Linked DNA regions of Homo sapiens: region 1 is linked to region 2. Evidence: chromatin contacts called from ENCODE Hi-C or POLR2A ChIA-PET data. All regions are on one chromosome and are shown on one strand. The core of a region is the stretch at or near the end of the contact, and the rest is flanking DNA. Distances in the headings are between cores, read along the strand shown. Region 1 has its middle 23 kb from the start of RPUSD4. Region 2 has its middle 20 kb from the start of FEZ1.

Evidence for each region. A loop is a pair of places that touch in the nucleus more often than their neighbours do. ChIA-PET counts read pairs that join two places held with the same protein, here RNA polymerase II (POLR2A). Pooled maps may share reads with other maps.
Region 1: a pooled map shows a loop between it and region 2 (5-fold over the local background). The contact joins two enhancer-like sites. A Hi-C loop is called at or near these places in 2 of 50 pooled maps. POLR2A ChIA-PET finds 5 or more read pairs at or near these places in 2 of 52 experiments (B cell and OCI-LY7).

What each region holds. Positions count from the first base shown.
Region 1 is chr11:126,184,836-126,191,544 of GRCh38, reverse strand. No RefSeq gene overlaps it. Among named protein-coding and RNA genes, the nearest start is that of RPUSD4, 23 kb to the left of the region's middle. RefSeq lists an enhancer at 4,902-5,827. Within about 2 kb of position 2,849, at least 2 of the 41 ENCODE cell types and tissues checked have a DNase peak (open chromatin) inside an H3K27ac peak, as active enhancers do; they include OCI-LY7, where a contact is called at or near this core.
Region 2 is chr11:125,512,962-125,519,655 of GRCh38, reverse strand. No RefSeq gene overlaps it. Among named protein-coding and RNA genes, the nearest start is that of FEZ1, 20 kb to the right of the region's middle. Within about 2 kb of position 5,240, at least 9 of the 41 ENCODE cell types and tissues checked have a DNase peak (open chromatin) inside an H3K27ac peak, as active enhancers do; they include OCI-LY7, where a contact is called at or near this core.

The DNA of each region.
Region 1 (6,709 bases), core at 1,600-4,099, 670 kb before region 2:
CTGGGAAGGACGGGCCTGGCATCCCAGGCAGTGACTGGTCACACTGCAGCTTGCCATAACAAAATATCACAGTTTGCTGGGGCTACCGTAACGAAATATCACAGCCTGGGTGGCTTAGACAATAGAAATTCATTTGCTCATGGTTCTGGAGGCTGGAAGTCCAAGATCCAGGTGTTGGCAGGCTTGGTTTCTCTGGAGGCCTCTCTGTTGCTGATGGCTGCCTTCTCTGTGTGCGCTCACACAGCTTCTCCTCGGTGTGGGCCTGTGATCTGATTGCCTCTTCTTACAGGGACACTGGTCAGAGTGGGTGAGGGCACGTCCTCGAGGCTCCATTTCAATGGACTCACCCCCTTAAAGGCTTATCTCCAAGGGTCGTCACATTCTGAGGTACTGGGGTTGAGTCTTCAACACAGGAATTTGGGAGAGACAGTCAGCCCATAGCACACACCAGCCACTGCTGGGGAAGGTGGTCACAGCAGCAGAGGCTGGCTTCTATCGGACACTTGCCGCGAGCCAGGCACGGTGCTGGGGCTGTGCCGTGTGAGCTCATTGAATCCCGCAGTGCTTCCACGAAGGAGATATTTCAGAGATGAGGAAATCAGCTTGGGCAGACTGCCTGAGGGCATGCACCTGGAAAGCCAGGAAACAGGCCTGGACGCACGGACTTACCCACGGTACTATGTTGCTGCCCGATTAGATTTCTAGCACTTTCTCTAGAGGAGGAGGGTCATGCGGTTACGCTCTTTGGGGCCATTAGTCTGTTTTTCTAGAGTCCTAATGGGAATGAAGAACAGCCCTAACTCTGCTATTCTGACTGCAGTTTGGGGGAGAACTAGGAAAGGAAAAGCAGAAAAAGGGGGTCAGTTCCTCCACACTGCATATGGAGAAGGGCATTCCAAGCTGAATTAGTGGCTTTGACTCCGGAGAGGGCAGGCCATGCCCAAGTGGTTGTTAGAACCTCAGGAGCACATGTGAGGAGCCCCCAGGCTAGCTTAGGAGATGGCCTTGGAAATGGGAGGGGGCACAGTTGTTTCCCAAACTGGGCGGGACTTGGGGAACCCCCATCTGGGATTGTCCACCATGGATGTGAAGACCAAGGGCTCAGGGAGTGAAGGTCATGGCAGATACCCCCAGCCAAGGTGGCTGGCCTGGGAGTGGGAAGATGCCAGGAGAACACAGCATGGCCAGCAGCTCCCTGGGGCTGTCTGACAGCTCCTGAAGGGCCTCGGGTTCCACACGGAGTGTGGGGTGGTTTGAAGGTGTTGGCATGAAGCCAGTGCTCCTTGGTTCCTGGTGTGGGGGCCAGAAGCTCAGAATACTGGGGCTAAGGGAACCCCCTACATCTGACATCAATTCTTTTCCCTGTCCCCAAATGGGGGCTGGAGTGGGGAAGGGTTGAGGTTGTCATGTCCAAAGCTCTTTCCTTCTCATCCTCCTAAGCACCCAGCATCACTCATCCCTGGACAATTTAGCTGCCATCAGCACCTGCTGTTTGATGCAGAAAGAGGGGAAGGGGAGGTCAGAGGAGGGAGGAGAGCAGAGGGGACACCAGAGGCTTTGTTCCCAGGTGCCCACCTCCTAGGGAGGGAGGGGTGGGGGTCAGTGGCAGCCCCATGCCCTATCTGGCAGGCAATCCTGTGTCTGAGTTTGGGAATTAAGCTGTCCTCGCCTCTCCAGCATGAATGAGGCCTGGGGGACTGTGACAAGAGCTGTCAGTGCTGGTATCCTGTGCCAGTAATCGCTCAAAAGGCCAGGCAGCTCAGGACGCCTGGGAAAGATGGGATGGAGAGGGCAGGGTCCAGGGCCTGCTGGGGAGGGGCCAGACAGGAACACAGACACCTTTGTGTGCACCTGATCAGTGCCAGCCACTGGCTGCTTCCTGTCGGAGGGGCTTTGTCCCTGTCCTGTCTCCCATGCCTGGACTTTAGGCAACTCTGGGCCTAGGGCCACATCCAACCACACTGTGTTCTGTCCCCAGCGCTTGCTCGGGGCCAGGCTCCGAGCTTCCCCTGAAAGCTTGTCCTGGAGGGGATCGAACTTCAAGGCGAGGCAGGTGACGGTGAATGTCTTGACGGCCCTCAGCAGATGGGGCTTTTACTGAGGTTGAGTTTCTTTCTGGCAAGAAGTTTTGGGGACCAGGGTTCTAGGCCGTGGGCCCCAGCCCAGCTCATTCCAAAACCATTAGGCCAGGTAACCGCAGCAGCACAGTGGGGCCAGGTGACAGCTGGAGCAGCTGCAGACAGCCTCAGTCCCCAGCGTGCTGACATGTTAGAAGTACACGTCACTATCTCAGCAGTCAGCCGCCACATCTGGAACTGCTCTCGGCCTCCTCTAATTGCCTCATTATTTTCCGAGGAAAAGCGCCCCCGTCCCCAGCTCTCCGTTGCTGTCCCTTCCCTCTGGCCTGTCCCGAAATCCACCTGAATGAGCCCCAGACCAGGGTTTGGGATTCTATGGGGGAGGGGAGGGCATCTCTCCAACTTGCAGGCCCTAGAAAAGAGAGAAACCACACATGGACCTGGCTTTGTCCCTGGTGCCCGGAACGCAGGGTCCTTGAAGAATTCAGGTGGATCCCTTGGAACACGCAAGACTCTGACCCCTCTTCCTGTCAGCAAGTGTCTGTCGTGCACAACATTGTCTGAAACTAGGGAGAGGGCAAGGAAGCAGAAGATACAGTTTCTGCACACAGTGCACCTGCCATCTAGGTGGAAAGACAAAAAGGAAGTGGAGAACCAGTCAGGCGAGGTGTGGCTTATAATCCTGACCGCATCTCATTTGTCCACCCATCACCTAGGGGCCCGGGCTGTGTGTTGGCCGTAGTGGGTGTCGAGATGCAGCTGTAGCCCTGTCCTGGAGCACCTGACATGTTTCAGAGAGATTGCAGGAGAGGCACCCAGGCATCCGGAGATCACTAGCAAAATGCCGATGCAGCCTGGGTGGGGAGGGGGCCTTCCTGGGGACCTGAGAGCTTTCAGGAGGAGAGAAGGGAGGGGCATTCCAGAGGAAGGAGTGCTGTGGTTTCTAGATGTGTCTGCAAGCAGTGTGGTGTGTTACTGCAGTGTAGAGCTTGTGGCAGGGAGCGACATGGCTGGAGAAGTAGCAAACTTGGGGAGCTTGGATCCTGACCCATAGGGGAGGGGAGCACGAGACGGCAGAGGTCAGAAAGCCCAGGGAGGGGGAGGTAGGTAGCACAGAGCTGTTGCGGAGTCAGGGCCGTGGCACACCTGGAGGCCTGCGCCGTCCTGATAATCCTCTCAGCCGGTGACTAAAGGAGCCCTCCAAGCAGCAGACAAGTTACCCCTCAACATCAAGACACCCAGAAACTCCCCGGCTTCAGCTCTCCCTGGGTCTCAGGTCACCACTTAGCCCAGCTGTGTCCGGTGCAGACCTGGAAGGAGTGTGGGAGGATCTGTTTGGCTGGTGGGTCTTAGGGTCCTTCTTTTTTTTTTTTCTTGAGATGGAGTCTCGCTCTGTCACCAGGCTGGGGTGCAGTGATGTGATCTCAGCTCACTGCAGTCTCCACCTCCCGGGTTCAAGCAATTCTCCTGCCTCAGCCTCCCGAGTAGCTGGGACTACAGGTGCGTACCACCACGCCTGACTAATTTTTGTATTTTTAGTGGAGACGGGGTTTCACCATGTTGGTCAGGATGGTCTCAATCTCCTGACCTCGTGATCTGCCCACCTCAGCCTCCCAAAGTGCTGGGATTACAAGTGTGAGCCACCCTGCCACCCTACCCAGCCCTTAGGGTCCTTCTTGTACTTGTTGGGGGCTCCTTGTTCCTGGAAGCCCACGGTCTCCCCCACCTGCCCAAGGTGGGCCCTGGGTGGGCCACTCTCAGGCCCAGCGACCCGGCTGGCCTGTCCTGGGAGTCTTTGCAGCCGGAACCTCAGAAAGGATGGGGAAAGCTTGGAGCTGCATGTAGGGTTCCAGCTGGAAAAATTGGAGGGGAAGGCACACTCCATCCTGCCCCCAGCATCAACTGAGGCCAAGAATTCTCCTAACAGGGCCTGGCTCCAAAAGATGACAGGCCGCCCATCATCTGCCGGCCTCTGTTGTGGTCCCTGGCACAGTCTCTGTCCCTGTCTGACTCTCAGTGTTTATACATATTCATCCCTCTGTGCCCCAGCATGTGGTCCCTGGTTAGTGCCTTCCCCTTCTGTTAAGATTGCACTCTCGTCCCCTCGCACCTGCCTCGCTCCCTGCCTCTCATTTTCTGTCTCTTATTTTCTCTCTCCAGTCTCTCCTTCTGTGTTAATGTCCCTTCTCTCCTCTGGGTGGCAGCTTCGGCGCCATCCTCTCTTCAGCCTCCTTTTCACTGGGGAGAGCCCCTCTTAGGGGAGGCCCAGCAGCGGCCCCATGATGCAGGGGTGCTGATGAGGGTGCCTGAGCCCCCACAAGACCTGTGTGGGAGGGCAAGGAGGGATGGGCAGAGGCGAGGAGAGGGTGGTGAGAGCTACGGGCAGGGCCTTGGTCAGGGAAGTGAGGAACCTCCTTCACCTCACCCAGTCCCAGCCCGGGACGCCCTTCACAGAGACGGAGGCAGGAATGGCGCTCTTTTCTCTGGCTTCCTGCAGCTGGGGCTCTGTGGGGCCGTAGTGGACTTCAGCCTCGGACGGTCTCCACCAGCTCCTCTCTCAAACAAACAAACTGAGCCTGCTCTGCAAATGTTTGATGACCGGTCCCCTCTATACCTCCCTTGCAGCCTCCCCAGGCCCCTGCTGTATAGAAATGCTGGAGCCTCCACCACTCAGAGATGGGCACCAGCGCTGCGCTGAGTCCAAGAGGGGCGAGGCAGGCCTCTCCTGTTGCAGGGGAGTGGGGTGTACGTGGGACCCTGGGGAATGATCCTAAGGTGACAAAGTTGGGACCCTTCAGTAGCTCATAAACTGGCGTGAAGACTAAAATGAAATGGTAGGGGCGACTCCAGTCATGGGCCCCTGGGCTTAAGGCACCTCAGCACTTCATGATCCCTCAGCCGGAGCCCGGAAGCCTTCCTTGGGGGAGGTCCAGCAGGCGTCCAGCTGTCCACTCCCTGGCCTCGCCTGGCTCCCTTCCCTTGCTGGACACGCACCGAGTCACCAGGCCTGCTTCTCCCCAGGCTTCAGATGTGCAGGCGCGCCCCTTCCACTCGAGGCCTGGTGAGCGGCTTCTCTCTGCTCCATCTGGCCCCTGGGCCTGGCTGGCTAAAGCCCCTGCTTCAGGTCCAGGCTTACAGGTTCCCATCTCCCCAGGAGCCACCTGTAAACCCTGCTGAGGACCTCAGGTCCTTCTGTGTGGTCTAACAGCCCCCATGCCTGCCAGCCTCCATGCTGTCATCATAATTGAAGTTAACTCTGTTTAATGTTTTTTTTTAAGACAGGGTCTCCTCGTGTCACCCAGGCTGGAATGCAGTGGCACAGTCATGGTCCACTGCAGCCTCAACCTCCTGGGCTCAAGCTGCCCTGCCTCCTCAGCCTTTGAAGTAGCTGGGACTACAGGCGTGAGCCACTGTGCCTGGGCAGAGTTAACTCTGTGTGACGTTGTGTCTCCATTGCCCTCTGTGGGTTCAGGAACACCAACCGCACAGCTGCAATGTTCCAGTCGTTAGCTAGGCTCTTTCGTGTGGCCTGCTCCATTTAATCACCTCGGTAACCCCTTCATAGAGGAGGAAACAGAGGCTAGGAGAGGTGAAAAGTCAGCCGGGGGCGCACAGCAATCGCTGCCTTTTCTCCTCCCCAGGACTCTGAAGGGATCAGCACTGCTTTCCAAGTCCAAGTTGTGCTGCAGCAACTTCACAAAATGCCACTTTTATGCATTTATAAACACCAAGTTTAACAAACACGTGTTGAGTGCATTCCATACATTAGGCACTAGGCAAGTCTGGGGTATGGGTGGGCGTGTCCAGCAGGTCACCTGCCCATCTCTGGACCACTCGATCTCCAACCCAGCCTCTCTGTGCCGGCCAGGGCTGAGCGGGAGGGACCGGGTGTGGGGATGCGTGCGGTGGGCTGGGGGTGAGGGTGGGGTAGGGGTGGAGGGGGACCGGGTTTAATGAGGTGACTGCCACTTGTAAATGAAACAGAAGGCGGAGCTGCTTGTGTGAACCTTGACCTCTCCTGTCCAGCGTGCCTTTCATCGGGAGCTTTATGAGCAGCCGCTGTGCTCCGACGGGACCCACCGCAGCCTGGGGGAAGGCAGGGCTGGTCCCAGAGTGGAGAGGAGGCCGCCTGGGGGAGGGGTGCAGGCCTGGCTTCCACAGAGCCCTGCGCCTCTGTCCCTCTGTCGTCTCTCCCAGGAGTTTTGGAAAATAAATGGGTGGGCTGGATTTGAGAGGCGCTGCTTAGCACTGTGGATCGCACACTTGGAGACCTCTGAGAATGCACATTTCCAGGCCCATCCCTGCCGCTTCCGGTTCAGTCGGTTTGGTTTCGGGCTCGAAAATTTGTAATTCTAAAAAGCTCTCACAGTGATTCTTAAAACCAGTCAATTTTAGGAGCCACAGTCTTGCAACACAAGGTCATGCCAACTCCAACAGAATCTTCAGCTGGGATTTGAAACCCCAGTGCTCAGGGGTAATCGTCACCCCGTTTACTGAGTGTCCCCACGTACTGGACACTTATCTTGCAGCCGTTACCCATCGGACCCTCCAAATAATTCTGCAAGGTGGATGGGATTGTCTACAATTCACACATGAGCCGGAGATTAAATAACTCAACCAAGGGGATCACT
Region 2 (6,694 bases), core at 3,991-6,490:
CTCTCACTGTCATAATCTTTGCAAAGGCAGTTTCAATTTTATGTAATAGAATTTTATTGACACAGAATGGCTTGGCTCCCGGCTAAATCCCCACTCTTAAGCCTGGAACCTCCATCCTAAGAAGAAGAAGCTGACTCTGTTTTTCCACCCAAATGTTGCTTTTTTGGCCTGCAGTACCCCTATCCTGTGCCCATAAAAAGACTAGCTGGCAGAGCAACACAAGTGGCTGATGCAAGTGGTTGGGGATGCAAGCTGCTGAGCACTGGGGGATGCAAGCTGCTGAGCACTGGGGGATGCAAGCGGCTGATGCAAACTGCCACCTTTATCGCCCAGTAAAATCTTCCACATACACTACCCTTCAATCCATTTGTGTGACCTGATGGTTATTCCTGGATGCCAGACAAGAACTCAGATGCTGAGAGAGTAGGGGCTTGGATGCTGCCGTAGGGCTTGTACAGAGCCTGCTCCTGCTAGGGAGGAGTGACTGGCTGGTTCCAGCCTTCGTTCCCTCACTTGCTTGCATGCTCCCTCTCACAAGGAGTGGTCAGCAGTGGCTGAGTTAAACGAGCCACTCCAGTTCCCACCCATGAAGGGGGTCAAAGTCAAGGGAACAATCCTGTCTCTGTGGTCTTCTATGTCTGCCTTATTTCTGCCTTCTTTCACTTCCATAATGTTTTCAAGGTTCATCTATGTTGTAGCATGTATCAGTACTTCATTCCTTTTCTGGCTGAATAATATTCTTTTGTATGACTACACCATATTTTGTTTATTAATCAGTTGATGGATATTTGTCTTGTTTCCATTTTTTATTATTATGAATAATGCTGTTATAAACATTCATGTACACATTTTTCTGTGGATGTATATTTTCATTTTGGGGGGGTATATTTATACCTAGGAGTGGAATGGCTGAGTTATATGATAATGCTATACGTTTTTTGAGAAATTGCTTTTTTTTTTTCTGGAGACAAAAGCTAGCTCTGTCGCCCAGGCTGGAGTGCAGTGGTGTGATCACAGCTCACTGCAGCCTCGACCTCCCAGGCTCAAGCAATCCTCCCACCTCAGCCTCCTGAGTAGCTGGGACTACAGATGTGTGCCACCATGCCCAGCTAATTTTTATATTTTTTTTTTTAGAGACAAGGTTCTGCCATGTTGCTTAGGCTTGTCTTGAACTCTCGGGCTCAAGCAATCCTTACACTTTGATCTCCCAAAGTGTTGGGATTACAGGCATGAGCCACTGTGCCTGGCCCAATTGCCATTTTTTATTGGCAGCTAATAAAAGTAGAAAGTTCAACATAACAAAATTCCAAATAAAGGAAACTGTGTTTCAAAAATGATGTTCTACAACTATGTGAGACAAACCAGTAACAACAAAAACTGTATATTTTAGAAAGAAGAAATAAATAATTTGATTTTGGAAATGTGAATGATTTTTTCTCTTATTTATTTTATTTTATTTTATTTTTTATTTTGGAGACGAAGTTTTGCTCTTGTAGCCGAGGCTGGAGTGCAATGGCGTGATCTCGTCTCACTGCAAACTCCACCTCCTGGATTCAAGCGATTCTCCTGCCTCATCCTCCTGAGTAGCTGGGATTACAGGCATGTGCCACCACGCCCAACTAATTTTTGTATTATTAGTAGAGACGGGGTTTCACCATGTTGGCCAGGCTGGTCTCAAACTCCTGACCTCAGATGATCCGCCTGCCTTGGCCTCCCAAAGTGCTGGGATTACAGGCGTGAGCCACCATGCCCGGCTACTTTATTTTTTAATTTTACACTAACATATATTTGTTTATATTTGAGAAAAATGAACTGAATTAAAAAAAAAAAAAGTGGCGTGGCCTAAGATAGTCTACCCAGGAAGAAACTCCAGCAGGAGAAAAGCAGTTTCTCTGACAAGATATCCAACTGAGGAGGCAGCAGGGCATGCCTTGCATTTTGCCAGTTTCCTTAATAGACAAAGAGCACAGATGTATTAGTGTATTTATGTATTAACATGATGCTCACAATGCGGTGTCTATGTGGACCCCATACTAGGCGAAACAATGGACTTGAACTAGTGCCAGGCGCCTCTCTCCCTAGGTTTAGGGGAAGGAGAACTTGAATAGATGCAGCAGGATTTGGTTCAAGGTCCAGCCTGGAGATACCAGAGTTAACAAGACCCCTTTTGCAGGATCTCCTGGGCTAAGACCAACTCTGTCCCTCCCCTCCCTTTTTTTTTTTTTTTTCTTTCCCTAGGAGCAATTTAGTTTCCCTTTCTCTTTTGGTAGATAAAAGCTGCCTGTGGGAATGCAGCAGCTCTTCCTAGTAACCATGGGAACCTTATTGGCATGGCAACCTGGCAGCCATAAGAAAGGCAGCTGGGGGGGTGGAGGGAAGGGAAGAGGTGGGAAGTAGTCCTTAGGAATAGGGGAGGGGGAAGCAGCCTTCCTTCCTGCAGAGGAGAGAAAAAGGAGGAAAGGAGGGCAGCTGGACCCAAGGAGAATCCGCTGATGAGTTCAAACCTCACTCCTTAATTCAGCTGAGGTGGGCCTTAGAGCAGGGCTGGGAGCCAAATGTGGAACTAAGATCTAAACCTATTGATATTTTTCTGTTCTGAAGTATAACTCAGGAACACCAAGAAAAGAGTAGGGGCTGGAGACACAGAGTAAATGATCCTACAACACGTGTGCAAATTTTGACGTCAAGCTTTGGTTGCAGGCAAAATACCACCCAGAGCTTTTTCGGGCTCTGGAGCCCAAGAACCTTTTATTAAAGATATCTAGGGACAAGGACATTTCCAAGCAGCACCTAAAGCAAGAAAAAAAAAATCTTTGCAATAATGTTGAGAATGTCTGGGAATATAGTAAAAGCAGAAACAAACAAATGAAGGGACCAAGAAACCCTCAGAAAGATAAAAAGTTTATTTTAAACTGAAACCATTTGAGCTACAGCAGATGCAGATAGAAATCATATCTGGACTTCCCTGATCTGACTAAAGCAGAGCCTCCCAAAATACGACTGCCATTAACCCCCCTTCAGGTTTGGGAGAATCCCCAGATTTGGTCTAATTCAGCTTCCAGCCAGAAAGAAGACTGTACATTAGCATCAGAATAAAAAAGCCCAATAGAATCTTCCATACATTCCCAATGAAGCCTTAACCACCATTCCCTTTTGTTAAACTGATGCAGTCACACGTACCCCTGGCTATTTTTGCCAGGGATTACCCTTTACTGAGTACTCCCCCATGCATGTGTAAATAATCCTTGTCTTTTCTTCTGTGGATCTGTCTATCATCAATTAATTTGCAGTCCCCCAAGCCCCAAACACACACTACAACATAGTTGGTGGAAGAAAAGACTTCCTTCCAACACAGACAAAAACCCATTAGGGAAAAATAACTATTGCAGAAGAAGGAGTGAGCAGCAGCGTGGTTAGCAGAGCCCTGCCAGTACTTGTTTTAGACTCAGCTAAAATCCTTCTCAGCATTTTTTTTTTTTTGCACTGGAGTCTCGCTCTGTCACCCAGGCTGGAGTGCAGTGGTGCAGTCTCGGCTCACTGCATCCTCTGCCTCCCAGGTTCAAGTGATTCTCCTGCCTCAGCCTCCGAGTAGCTGGGATTACAGGCGCCCGCTGCCACACCCAGCTAATTTTTGTATTTTTAGTAGAGACAGGGTTTCACCATGGTGGCCAGGCTGGTCTCGAACTCCTGACCTCAGATAATCTGCTCGCCTCGGCCTCCCAAAGTGCTGGGATTACAGGCGTGAGCCACAGCGCCTGGCTCATTCTTGTTTTTTTTGATGAACATAGTGGGAACGTGGCTATCCTGAACTTTGGAGTCAGATGGCTCTCTGGGTTAGAACTCCTGCCTTACCCCTTCTTAGCTGTGTGAGCCTTGAACAAATTATCCCATCCCTGAGAGCCTGTTTTCTCATTTTCCTAAACAAAGGGTAATCATACATACTTTATAAGGTCATTGTGCAAATAAAATGAGATGAAAAGTTTAACAAACAGTATTGTTAGGTAAAGCTCCTTACATAGTAAGCACATAAATGGCTGCTCTTGTTACGCTGCTTGCTTTTTAGAAATGAATCTGTTTGGGTAGTAGTGTAGCATCACCTGAGACCTGACTAAGCTTTTGTTTGCTTATTTGTTTAAGATTCATTGACTTTTTAAAAAATCACACTTTTACTGAGATATAATCACATACCATAAAATTTACCTTTTCATTTATTATTTAGAGACAGGGTCTTGTTCTGCTGTGCAGGCTAGAGTGCAGTGGTGTGATCACAACTCACTGCAGCCTCTACCCCTTAGGGTCAAGTGATCCTCCTGCCTTCTTAGTCTCCCAAGTAGCTGGGGCCACAGGTGTGTGCCACCCTACCCAGCTAATTAAAAAAAAACTTGTTTGTAGAGATGGGGTCTTGCTATGTTGGCCAGTCTGGTCTTGAACTCCAGGATTTAAGCAATCTTCCTGCTTTGGCATTCCAAAGTGCTGGGATTATAAGCATGAGCCACAGCATCCAGCCACACTTTTTTTTTTTTTTTTTTTGAGATGGAGTTTTGCTCTTGTTGCCCAGGCTGGAGTGCAATGGCGCAATCTTGGCTCACTGCAACCTCCGCCTCCCAGGTTCAAGTGATTCTCCTGTCTCATCCTCCCAAATAGCTGGGATTACAGGCATGTGCCACCCCATTTGGCTAATTTTGTATTTTTAGTAGAGACAGAGTTTCTCCGTGTTGGTCAGGCTGGTCTTGAACTCCCGACCTCAGGTGATCCGCCTGCCTCGGCCTCCCAAAGTGCTGAGATTACAGGCGTGAGCCACCACGCCCAACCAGCCACCCTTTTAAACTACACAATTCAGTGGCTTTTAGTATAGTCACAGAGTTGTGCAACAATCACATAACTACTTCCTTTTACTATCTACCACAATTTAATTTTAGTGCATTTTCATCATCCCACCCCCCGCCACACACACACCCTGCCAAACTAAAGAAACCACACATCCGTTAGCAGTCACTCTCCACAGCCCCTGGCAACCACCAATCTACTTTATGTTTCTATTGTGAAAAGAAATTACATTTTGGGACCCCAGAGTCATTTAGCCAAAGGGAAAAGTCAAAAATCAGATATGCATTTGTGTCTGGCAGGCCTGTACCTGTAAAGATAACCTATCAATTTGCATGCCACAGTGATGTTTTAGCAGCTCACCAGGAATTTCCTTGTGGGCAAAATATGGGGAAATTCCCAGTGAGCTGTTAAAACGTCACTATGGCAATGCAAATTGTTAGGTCATCTTTACAGGTGCAGGCCTGCCAGACACAAATGAATATCTGATTTTTCCCCTACTCCATTTTGTCTGTGTTATCTTATGTAAAATGCAGATTCCCCACATTTTTCCTTTGCCCCTTTTGCTTATGTGAAAACTGTGTGCTTCTCAATATCCCACCCTTTCCCCCTTAAATTTGGAGCCTCAAAATCATCTTCAGAGAAAGGCATAGACCTGTCTCCAGGATGCGTCCTTAACTTTGGCAAATAAATCTAAAATGATTGAGACTTGTCTCATCATTTTCTTCAATTGACACTATGTAGACATTTCATGTACATGAAATTACGTACCATGTGCCTTTCTGTGTCTGCTGTCTTTCACTCAACATAATGCTTTCAAGCTTATCTGTGTTGTAGCATTGTATCAGTATTTTGTTCTTTTTATGGCTGAATGACATTTCATTGCATGGATATACCACAATTTGTTTATCCATTTATCCCTTGATGGACATTTGGGTTTGTAGGAGTGAAAGGAACTCTCCTTCCACCCTTTAAAGGCTCGATAATCTCTGGAATAAACTTGACAGTAGACAGATTAACAGGAGAAAAGGCATACAAATTTATTACATGCATATGTATAGGAGTTCCACAAAATATGAGACACAAAGGAGGGCCAGATGGTTGAAGCTTAAATAGCATTGTGAGCTACAGAAAAAATTAGCTTGGCACAGTGGCTCACACCTGTAATCCTAGCACTTTGGGAAGCTGAGGTGGGAGGATGGCTTGAGCCCAGTAGTTCCAGATCAGCCTGGCCAATGTGGCAAAACCCTATCTCTACCAAAAATGCAAAACTTAGCTGGGTGTGGTGGCATGCCCCTGTAGTTCCAGCTACTCAGGTGGCTGAGGTAGGAGGATCACTTGAACCAGGGAGATCAAGGCTGCAGTGAGTACAGTGAGCTGTAATTGCACCCACTGCACCCCAACCTAGACAACAGAGTGAGACCCTGTCTCAAAAAAAAAAAAAAAAAAAAAAAGAATTAGAAGCTTAAAGACTCCTGGAGGGTGGTGGCAACAAGCTGTGGGAGAGTGAGGGGAGGAAGAGCACTGCAAGCAAAGGTTGTCTTATTATGCAGAAGAAGTCTCTCAGGTAGCTCTCAGAAGCATAAGTGAAAAGTCTGTCTGGGCATGATGTCCTAGATGTGGAGACATTTAGTCTCCTCTCTTAGAGATCATATAGATTCCAGGGAGTGAGTTCATGACACTTCATTTCTTCTGGAGGGATTTCTCTTAGTCAGATAAAGGAAATGTCAGAGAAAGTGCTTCCCTATGCTTTGGGAGAAAAAGAGAATCAAGACATAGTAAGCAGGGAAAGGTCAGAGAGACCTTGGTTCTGAGGCCCTTTCCTTTAAAAAATTTTGTTTTGCTTTTTTTTGTTGTTGTTGTTTTTTGT